Linked DNA regions of Homo sapiens: region 1 is linked to region 2. The links are chromatin loops, found by intact Hi-C in ENCODE. Cell type or tissue: heart left ventricle. All regions are shown on one strand. Links, peaks and the distances in the headings refer to the core of each region. The heading gives the core; the rest is flanking DNA. Region 1 overlaps SLC4A1 (solute carrier family 4 member 1 (Diego blood group)). Region 2 overlaps RUNDC3A (RUN domain containing 3A).

Region 1 (5,334 bases), core at 1-5,000, 52 kb before region 2:
GAGGAAAGTGGGCCCCTGCCTGGTGAGGGTAGGGCCACCTGGATCCCGGGGGAGAACTTGGGGCAAGTGGGCTGGGGAAGTGGGCCCACTGGATATGGAATCCAGGCCCTGGCAGGCAGGGGCACCTGTGTTTAAGCAGCAGGGCCCGGAGCAGCTCCTCTCGGTCCTGAGGCCGGATCTGGTCTTCAAAGATAAACCTGTCTAGCAGTTGGTTGGCCACTCCAGCCAGGGAGGTCTCTTGCAGGTCTAGGAGGACAGTACCTGCAGGCAGTGGAGGAGTGAGCTGGTAGGCTGGGCCACAGCACCCCACAACAATCCTCATCTGCAGGGGGTCCAGAAGGGCCCAGGAGGCTCACCCTTGGTGAAGACTCTACGCAGCTCTAGGAGGCTCCAGAAGGTGAGGTGAGAGAGGTGCGGGCGGCCCCAGGCCCCATTCTCCCCCAGGTTCTCCTCCAGTTGCACCCAGCGCGCCGCCTCCATCCATCTCAGCTCCTGGTTCTTTTCGTCCATCACCAGCTCCTGCAGCTCCACATAGACCTGTGGCCCCATGCGCCTGAGTTAGTTCATCAGGCATAGTCCAGGGCATAGTGGGTGCTCAGCCACTCTCGAGAGAGGCTTGTGCTTGTGAGGCTTGGATCCCTGTGCTCAAGGGTCCGTAGATACGGCTCACACCACTCCCTTATCTCCCAACTTCCTGGCCAGGCCTTTACCCCATTGCAGAAGGCATTTGGAGAACCCTGACCCAAAGGGATGCTGGAGAGGCCACTGGGGAGGGAAAGGAGTGGGAAGCAGAGGCCTGGCGGGCCGAAGCTAAAGGGGACTTTGGAGTCATTGGGTCAGTCTCCAGCCTCTAAGATTGTTCGTGGATGTGCTTTAGCATGTCCCTGAGGCCAGGTGGTTGCTCCAAGGGCCATAGCTGAGGGCCACCCCAAATTTCTAACCACTTAGACAGTTCAGTGCCCAGTGGGGACCTGAGGGGCCTGGGCAGAGGAGAACAAGTCTTTAATTCTGTGCTTCCCCAGTGACGCCCGACAGCCCAGCCAGGGCCTGAGGGCCTGGGGACTCAGCCCTTGTCAATCAGGTTATCTCTGCCCAGGGTGCTCCTGGAAAGGGGCCCAGGCCTCCCCATCAGTGGGGCGTCCCTCCCACCTGTTTCCTGGGATCCTCACTCCTCTATCTGCTGCAGGGTCTCCCCCAGCCTGAAGCTGCCTCTATCCCCTTGCTCCTCTCTTCCCTGATCAAATGGTGGGTCCCAAAGGCAGCATGGGAAAGAACGGAGGAGGCTGGGGTCCTCACCTTGTGGGTACCCGGGTGTGATGTGGTGTGGTAGTCTGTGGCTGTTGCCTCGGTGTCGTGAGCTGAAAACCAGAGGTCGGTTAGTATTGACCTGACCGTCCCCCACCTGAGGCTCTTCACCATCCACTGTGAGCCTCAGAGACCCAGGCATGGGCAGATGCCCCTCCTTCCCAGTGCCCTGGGCTGGGTCTCTGGTGCCGCATCCCACACTGGCCACTCAGCAGAATGAGGCTCCCCACACTTGTGTGCTGGGCCTAGCCTTGGGCTCCCTATCTGAGCCTTGTCGAGGACACCCGGGATTCAGCCAGGGAGGCCTAGCCCCTCCGCAGTGATGAAGTGAAGGGACCTCTCCAAGGTGACGGCAGAGCCCTGAGTGGCAATTTTCAGGATCCTCCTAGGACCTCCTCCCTCCCCTGCCACCTCTGAGACCAGACTCCCTTCTCTCCTCCCACCTGCCTCAATGAGCCCGTCAGCACAGTGTCTCACTGAGCTGAGGCACCAGGGTGGGTCAGCCCCTTATATTCCCACCCCTCCCACCCCCAGCCCTCATTTCCAAGAGGGGCCTCTTAACTTTAATCCCAATCTCCAGCACTTAAGTCCTGTTGACAGTAAACAGGTCCTGCCTGGGGCTCCCCACCTAAGACCTTGGACAGGCCAGGGAAGGCAGGGTGGTTCCTGGTGTCTTTCTATCTAGGAGGGTCCCCACAAGCCCCTCATTTCTCAGGACCTCTTTCCCCAAGAACAAGCCCATTTTCTGGCCTGGAAGCTGGCATTGGATGGGCACAGATGGCATGTGGGCTCACGCCCTTGTCCCAAACTGGCTGCCCGCCCTTCTCACATTGCAGGGGCACTGGATGGGTGACTGCCCCTGCTCTCCCAGCCACCTCCTGTGATCATTTCAAACAAAGCTCTGTTTATCCTTCAATCAGCCAGAATTGAGGGGAGAACGGCCCGTGGTGCTTGGGAGGAGGACTGTGGAGAAGGGGAGAGGACAAGTGCCCCTCCTGTCCCTGTCTAGGGCTCAGCAGCTCATCCCAGCTGAGGGAGGGAGAGGGGCTCACCTGCCGGCTCCTCCATCTGGGACTCGGGGATGTCTGGGTCTTCATATTCCTCCTGCTCCAGATTCTCCTCCATCATGTCTTCATAATCATCCTGTGGGAAGTGGCCGCTGAGGCTGGGCTGTGAGGGGCTCTTCCACCCCCAACGAAGATAGGAGTCTAGGACCAGGTCCCCAGAGCCTCCAGGTGGGAGCACTGCTGATGCCAGGGAACACCCACCTGCAGCTCCTCCATGGCGTGGTCCTGAGTGTCCAGTTGTCTACGGTGATCTGAGCCCCCAGCATAACCCGCACCGCGGGTCCCTGCAGCAGAGGGCACAGGCTGAGTGGGGCACAGGGCATCCCAGGGTCTCCTGGTCCTCCTCCAGAGGGGGCCACATGTCAGTGGAGGGGATCCACGTGTTGGAGGTGGTAGGGCCAGAGGAAGGAAGTGTGGAGGGAAAGGGAGAACGAGCTGGATTTGCAGGTGTGAGGGTAGGTGAGCAGGGGCTGGGAGAGAGGGGCAGTGCAGGGAAGAGGTAAGTCTGGCTGGCACCAGCGAAGGATGTTTGGGGAAGATGGGCAGGTCACCCTCAGGTCCATCTCCCTCCTTCATTCTCTAGTCTTCACCTGGCTTCTTTTCTTGCCCATCCCTGGGACTCAGCTAATACCAGGGGACCTGCTGGTCTCTTCTTCAGGGGGGCTTAGCTCCCCTGAGGGGCTCTAAACACATGCTCTTCTCTCAGAAATAGCTGCTGCCCACCGGGCATGGGCTGCAGCATCCTTGGGAGTGGTCCGCAGGTCTGGACGATGTGGTCCTACTTCTCTCCCTGACCCCATCTTGCACTCCGTCTCTCTCGCTCTCTCCCCACCTAGCCTATTGGCCTCCTGTGGTTCCTAGAACTCACTAAGCCCTTTCCTGTCCCAGGGCCTTTGCACATCCAGCTGTCCATATCCCGGACACCCTCCCCCCAATACCTCAGACCTTCTCACATCTCGGCCCAAATGTCTCCTCTTCAGAGGCCCTCCCTGGCCACCACCTTGACCCAATCTGTCATGTTCTGGTTTCTTTTCCCTCCCTCCTTCCCTCCCTTCCCTCCTTCCTTCCTTCCTTCCTTCCTTCCTTCCTCCATCCCTGCTTCCTTCCTTCCTTCCTCTCTCTCTCTCTTCCTTTTTGAGACAGAGTCTCACTCTGTCACCCAGGCTTAGAGTGCAGTGGCATGATCATAGTTCACTGCAGCCTTGAACTCCTGGGCCCCAGGGATCCTCCTGGCCCAGCCTCCTGAGTAACTGGAATTATAGGCATGCCACAGTGCCCAGGTAATTAAAAAAAAAAAAATCTGTGTGTAGAAACAGGGTCTCACTATCTCAGTGTGGGCTGCTGATTTCTTTCTTCTTTTTTATTTTTTTGAGAGCGGGTCTCCCTCTGTTATCCAGGCTAGAATGCAGTGGCATGATTACAGCTCACATCAGTCTCAAACTCCTAGACTTAAGTGAACCTCCCACCTCAGCCTCCAGAGTAGCTAGCACACACCACCATGCCTGACTAATTTTTAAATGGTTTCTTGGTTGGGCGTGGTGGCTCACACCTGTAATCCTAACATTTTGGGAGGCTGAGGCAGGCAGATTGCTTGAGCTCAGGAGTCCGAGACCAACTGGGCAACATAGTGAAACCACATGTCTACAAAAATACAAAAATTAGCTGGGTGTGGTGACGTATACCTGTAGTCCCAGCTACTTGAGAGGCTGAGGTGGGAGGATTGCCTAAGCCTGGGAGGCAGAGGTTGCAGTGAGCCAAGATGGCACCACTGCACTCCAGCCTGGGTGACAGAGTGAGACTCTTTAGAAGGAAAACAAAACAAAACAAAAAAACCAATACGTGGTTTCTTGATTGATTTGTGTTCATATTATCTGACAATGCTTTTGGAAGGGAAACTACCTGAGTGCGAAGACCCTGTATGTCCCATCCCCACGAAATTCACTACTCCTAGCAGAGTGGCTGTCACGTAGTAGGTGCTCAATAAACATTTACTGAATGATTGTAAGAATGGCTCCCTATTGCGGGGTTGGGGCTCTGAGACTGGGGAGCCAGGATGACTAGGCCCCAGCCAAGAGGCCTCTGAGCTCGGGGTCTCAGTTTTCTCAGTTGTGTCCCTAGCAGAGAGGAAGGTGTGCCTTCCCCAGGAATGTGAGGGCAGGTCCAAGGGGAGGACAGGGGTCACCTAAGGTGGCCCCAGACTGGGTGTGGAGGTGCCTCTTTTCCCTCCTCGCCCACTACAGCACAGGGCATTGAGGTGACAGGCAATTGGGTCGGTTCAACAAAGGTTCCCACTCTGTGCCTGGCATTGTGTTGAGCACTGGAGGCTGTGGGGAGGGGGTGCCGAGCACTGGGGGCTGTGGGGAGGGGGTGCTGAGCACTGGGGGCTGTGGGAGGGGGTGCCGAGCACTGGGGGCTGTGGGGAGGGGCTGCTGATCACTGGGGGCTGGTGGGAGGGGGTGCTGAGCACTGGGGGCTGGTGGGAGGGGGTGCTGAGCTGAACAAGGCCCGTCTCTACTCTGGGGAAGCTCCTAGCCGCGACAGGGAGGCAAACTGGGAACACAGGGCAGCCTCAGTGCTTCCGAGGTGACATGGACCCCAGGGGCCGAAAGTGCTGAGTGCCAAGGATCTGTATGGCAGGAAGAAGAGCAGGACGCGTTTGCAGCACTCGGGGGTGGAGTCACCGGAGGAGGGGTCACTGGCGCTAGCCTAAAAACACAGGTGAGTTTTTCTTGTTTTTGAGACACAGTCTTGCTCTCTCTCCCAGTCTGGAGTGCAGTGGCGCGATCTTGGCTCACTGCAAGCTCCGCCTCCTGGGTTCACGCCATTCTCCTGCCTCAGCCTCCCGAGTAGCTGGGACTACAGGCGCCCGCCACCACGCCCAGCTAATTTTTTGTATTTTTTTAGTAGAGACGGGGTTTCACTGTGTTAGCCAGGATGGTCTCAATCTCCTGACCTCGTGATC
Region 2 (5,362 bases), core at 84-5,083:
TTTAGAGCAGATCCTCAGCCACCGCTTCAAAGGTGGGCCCAGCGCCCCTCCCCCAGCGGTCCCTCCCCCAGCGCCCCTCCCCCAGTGGTCCCTCCCCCAGCGCCCCTCCCCCAGCGGTCCCTCCCCAACTCCCAACCTTTAGCTCCCAGCCACCTCTTTCTGATATACTCCATGGACTCTGAACCCCCTCATTGACCCTGGCCCCCATTCTGGGCCATGCACAGAAGCTTGTGTACAGATCTGGGAAGAGGGAGAGGCCTTTGGCCTACAATCCCCATCATGGGCAAGCGATATGCTGGGGTGCCCACTGCACACGTGCATGTGTGTGCACAGATCTTTGTGGGAGGAGGCTGCTTATGCTTATGCATGTGAGTGCCTCACTACATGGACCCTCTCCAAACTCCCTGGTCTTGCTGAGCCCCCTCCCTGCCCTGGCTCAGCCTGTGCCCCAGCAGGTCCAGTGAGCTGGTTCAGCTCAGACGGGCAGCGGGGCTTTTGGGACTATATCCGGCTGGCCTGCAGCAAAGTGCCCAACAACTGTGTGAGCAGCATCGAGAACATGGAGAACATCAGCACAGCCCGGGCCAAGGTGAGGGGCCTGAAGCAAGCAACTGCTCTCTGCTCTGGACACAGGGGGCCTGCCTGTTTCTTGGTTTTTGCCCCCTGTGCACAGCCCAGGGGAGAAGGGCCCACACCTGATGCTGGACACATGAGTCCCTCTGGGGCAGCAAGTAAAGGTGAACATGATTTCCAGGGCCGGGCATGGATCCGGGTGGCACTGATGGAGAAGCGCATGTCAGAATACATCACCACGGCTCTGCGTGACACCCGGACCACCAGGTCAGACTTCCCAGGCAACTCAGACCACAGGTCTCAGAGTGCACCTGCATTGCCCAAACACAGCTGATCCTTAAGTTCCTGCAGCATCCTTCAGTTCCTGGACTACAAGTCCCAGCACCAGCACACATGGCTGATTTCCCTCTTCCAGCCTGGCCTGCAGTCCCAGGACGAACTCTTTTTTTTTTTTTTTTTTTTGAGAAGGAGTTTCGCTCTTGTTGCCCAGGCTGGAGTGCGATGGCGCGATCTCGGCTCACTGCAACCTCCGCCTCCTGGGTTCAAGCGATTCTCCTGCCTCAGCCTCCTGAGTAGCTGGGATTACAGGCATACGCCACCATGCCCAGCTAATTTTGTATTTTTAGTTTCTCCATGTTGGTCAGGCTGGTCTCAAACTCCCAACCTCAGGTGATCCTCCCGCCTTGGCCTCCCAAAGTGCTGGGATTACAGGCATGAGCCACCGCTCCTGGCCCCAGGACAAACTTTTACCACCACCACCACCACCACTTGCAAGTCAAATCTAATGCCCATTATTTGCCATCAATGCCCAGCACGCTCCACCCTTGCACACCTCTGGATGAGCCTCAGCCATGCACCATCTCAAGTGTTGGCTTGCTCCATGATCTACAACACAGCCCTTCTGTCTCTCCAAACAACGAAAGCAGTTCTGTACTTGCTATTCACGGACACAGAGTCCTTATATGGGGAGTTCAATCCCTGCACTGTGGGTTCACAGGGAGGTTGGGTGCCTGAGGCAAGGGGTTACAAGGAGGAGTGTGCCTGTGTGGGCAGGTGCATCTGAAGCTGTCTGGGTGTGGCGGGGGGCATATACCTCCCCATCCCAATTGGCCATACCCAGCCTGATGTTTTTACTGAATTCCATTCCTCAGTCTACACGTTTCAAGTTAACACGTTTTTTGCGCACCTACTGTATACCAAGCACTAATGATTAAGACTTGCTTCCTGATATGAAGGATCTGGGTAACCCAGTACTTGATGAGGAAGGGGTAGCTCAGAGGGAGGAGTCGGCTCAGGGAACACCCATTCTAGGTGATGGGGCCACAGGTGCGAGCCCCAGGCTGAAGGGGGAGAGAGGCTCCAGGCCTGCGTGCAGATCAGGAAGGAGAATTGGCCTTCCTTCAGGATGGGGTGGCAGTAAGCCAACAATAGCAGCTCTGGGGGGGGGGGGGGCGCTCCAGGGGCCTGCTGCATCCTCTGGCCCTCTGCCTCCCCACAGACGGTTCTATGACTCTGGAGCCATCATGCTGCGGGATGAAGCCACCATCCTCACCGGAATGCTGATCGGACTGAGCGCCATCGACTTCAGGTGGGGTCTGCCTGACGGCAGTGGTGGAGGGGGCTGTTTCCCCCATAAATGTCCTACCCCAACCCCTCACACCCACCTCCAACCCTGTGGCTCCTCTGCCTCAGCTTCTGTCTAAAGGGGGAAGTCCTGGACGGGAAGACCCCCGTGGTCATCGATTACACGCCCTACCTAAAGTTCACGCAGAGGTGAGCGGCTCCATGACTGCGGCGGGGCGGGGGACGGGGCCTCGGGACATCCTGGGGACGTCCTGGTCCCACCGCCCTCAGCGGCCAGCGCAGACGCGCGGGGGGAGGGGCGGGACCGGCCGTGCCCACTGCTCCCTCTCCCAAGCTACGACTACCTGACGGACGAGGAGGAGCGGCACAGCGCCGAGAGCAGCACGAGCGAGGACAACTCGCCCGAGCACCCGTACCTCCCGCTCGTCACCGATGAGGACAGCTGGTACAGCAAGTGGCACAAGATGGAGCAGAAGTTCCGCATCGTCTACGCGCAGAAGGTGCGCGACGCCGGCGGGCCCGGGGGGCGGGCGGGCCGGGCGGGGGATCCGGGCATCCCGGGGCGGGGCGGGGATGGGGGCCGCGGCCGGGACGTCCTCCCAGCCGCCCGGGCTGAGCCGGCGCCCCGCAGGGCTACCTGGAGGAGCTGGTGCGTCTGCGCGAGTCGCAGCTGAAGGACCTGGAGGCGGAGAACCGGCGGCTTCAGCTGCAGCTGGAGGAGGCGGCGGCGCAGAACCAGCGCGAGAAACGGGAGCTGGAAGGCGTGATCCTGGAGCTGCAGGAGCAGCTGTGAGCGCACGGCCTGCCCTAACCCCTGACCCCCGCCGCCCCGACCACATCACCGGGTGAACCCCATCTTCACTTCCATCGACTCTAACATCACCCGACACGAGCACCCACCTCTCCAGCATCAACCCTCTGATCCAGCCAGCCCCACCCCGAGATGCCCACAATGATCTTCTAACATTGCCCCCAGCATAAGATCCAGTGACTTCCAACAGCCAGAGCCCACCCTTCACCTTCAGTTATCTTCCGCTAGAGTGGCCATCCAACCTTACTGCAGGGACCCCACGTCACTCACAAGGACCTGCGGTGTTGCTCTGCAACCTTCAACACGATTGCATTCATCGCCTCACTCACCTGCACCACAGGCTCACTGACCGTCATCATCCGCCGTGACCCCCGACCTCACCCCTGCCGATCCCTGTAACACTTCTTCTCTACGCCTTTCCACCACCCTGATCTTGCGGCAAGATCCCCAAGACGATCTTACACTTCAGGGATTCCCACACTATCCTCCACTGACGTCCCCATCACCCCAGCTGACCCCAACAACACTGCACCATTCCCTCCAACTCCCAATATTTGTGCACGAATCCCTGTCACCCCTCCACCCCAGTACCACCTCCACTTCCTCCCGGGATCTGGCCCACTGACCCCAACACCGTATCCCCATTTTTGCCGCTCAGATTTCATTCCTGACCCCTCCCTCATCCCCTTGCTGAATCTCCCTTCCTCACTTCTCCTACTTCCAGCCAGGCCTGACTCCTCCTCCCCCTCCCAGGACAGGTCTGATCCCCAGTGACCACGCCCCTCTGGCCCAGGGTTCCAAGGAGCTCACTACACCCCTGGTCAATCAATGGCCCTCACTGGGAACGCTTAATGGGGCCGAGGGCGCCAGCAACTCCAAGCTCTACCGGAGGTAAGCCCCAGCCAGGTGGGGCTTGGGCCTGAGAGCGGGTCGTCCTGGGGAAGAAGGGCTTCCTCTACCGGCGCACCAGCTCTCGCTCTGCCGCAGACACAGCTTCATGAGCACGGAGCCGCTGTCAGCTGAAGCCAGTCTGAGCTCGGACTCCCAGCGCCTGGGAGAGGGCACGCGGGACGAGGAGCCCTGGGGTCCCATCGGTGAGCTCCCCCAACCCAACACCCAGTACCCCTCCAGAAAGGGCTGAGGCAAGGCCCTGAGGCCTCAAGGCATGTCCTCATTCATTCTCTTAGTCTTTTTTTTTTTTTTTTTTTTGAGACGGAGTCTCACTCTGTCATCCAAGTTGGAGTGCAGTGGCGCAATCTCAGCTCATTGCAACCTCTGCCTCCCGGGTTCAAGGGATTCCCTTGCCTCAGCCTCCCGAGTAGCTGGGATTAAAAGCGCCTGCCACCACGCGCAGCTAATTTGTGTATTTTTAGTAGAGACGCGCGGCTAATTTGTGTATTTTTAGTAGAGACGGAGTTTCGCCAGGCTGGTCTCGAACTCCTGACCTCAAGTGATTCACCCACCTTGGCCTCCCAAAGTGCTGGGATTACAGGTGTGAGCCACTGTGCCCGGCCTCTCTCAGCCTTTCTTGAGGGTTTAGCACAGCAATCGAGAGCTTACTTTGAGGTGGCAGAACACAGCATATGCAGAACCCAGCATAAATCTGGCTGTGCCTCCTCTGACCATGTGAGCTTGGTCAATCACTTTACCTCCATGAGTCTATTCTTTGTAAATGGGGATGTTGATAATCACCAATGTTGTCACATGGTGAGGGCTCAGTGGTTTTTTAGTGTCATGACATCCTCGGGGGCTCACAAACTCTCGGGGAACTCCTTAGACTAATTTGCTCTTATCTCATGCACACTGTGAACTACTTGCCTGACCATTGTTTCCCCCTTCTCTTTGGCTGCCAGGAAGCTCAGAGCCAAATTAGTGGCTCCCTTCGAGCGAATGCCCAGGACTTCAACGCATGCACTTTGTGTTGACCTCATCCCTGGCTTCACCTTGGTTTTTCCCATCCTAGTTCTCCCTATGCCTGAATATCCTGTCTTTTCTTTTTTATAAGCAACCACACTGTATTGGATGACCCTAGATCTTCTTTGAGACAAGGCAGGCTGTGGCCATGTAGCCCCATCACACTGTGTTTGTGATTGTCTGTGTGTCTGTCTCCCCCACCAGACTGTGAGCTCCATGAGGGCAGGGACCGTGTCTTGTCCGTTCTCTGTATCCCCAGTGCTTGGAACAGAGCGAGTGCTCACTGTGTATTTAATAAATGGACAAAGAGAGAGGATGACCCTCACGGGGAGACAGAGACATCAACTGACGATTACAATACAGTGTCCCCAGCACGGTGCCTGGCACAGGCAGGTGCTTAACCAAAGTTTAACTGAAAATGGCAAATGCTGTGGAATATGCCAAGGTCTCCTGGGGGGTGACTTGAGGGCTGCCCCTTCA

What was found. A loop is a pair of places that touch in the nucleus more often than their neighbours do. Peaks named below come from ENCODE experiments on the same cell type or tissue, not always from the same donor. Only the 100,000 strongest peaks of a DNase experiment are listed, where the experiment ranks them.
Region 1: it touches region 2 in a loop (2.7-fold over the local background); 4 of 110 quality-filtered maps call a loop at or near these places.

Annotation. Positions count from the first base shown.
Region 1 is chr17:44,260,279-44,265,612 of GRCh38, forward strand. SLC4A1 (solute carrier family 4 member 1 (Diego blood group)) reads right to left here. Exons shown (of 20, transcript NM_000342.4): 2 at 2,574-2,656; 3 at 2,358-2,448; 4 at 1,297-1,358; 5 at 357-537; 6 at 126-261. The coding sequence starts at 2,588. Among named protein-coding and RNA genes, the nearest start is that of SLC4A1, 5.2 kb to the right of the region's middle. In heart left ventricle, for the core only: no CTCF peak of the experiment used is centred there; no DNase peak of the experiment used is centred there.
Region 2 is chr17:44,312,664-44,318,025 of GRCh38, forward strand. It overlaps RUNDC3A (RUN domain containing 3A), which reads left to right. Exons shown (of 11, transcript NM_001144825.2): 2 at 1-32; 3 at 441-589; 4 at 755-840; 5 at 2,072-2,161; 6 at 2,266-2,346; 7 at 2,492-2,657; 8 at 2,789-2,946; 9 at 3,722-3,859; 10 at 3,956-4,062. Among named protein-coding and RNA genes, the nearest start is that of RUNDC3A, 6.7 kb to the left of the region's middle. In heart left ventricle, for the core only: no CTCF peak of the experiment used is centred there; DNase peaks (open chromatin) are centred at 2,443 and 2,700; H3K4me3 peaks cover 603 bases; H3K27me3 peaks cover 4,885 bases.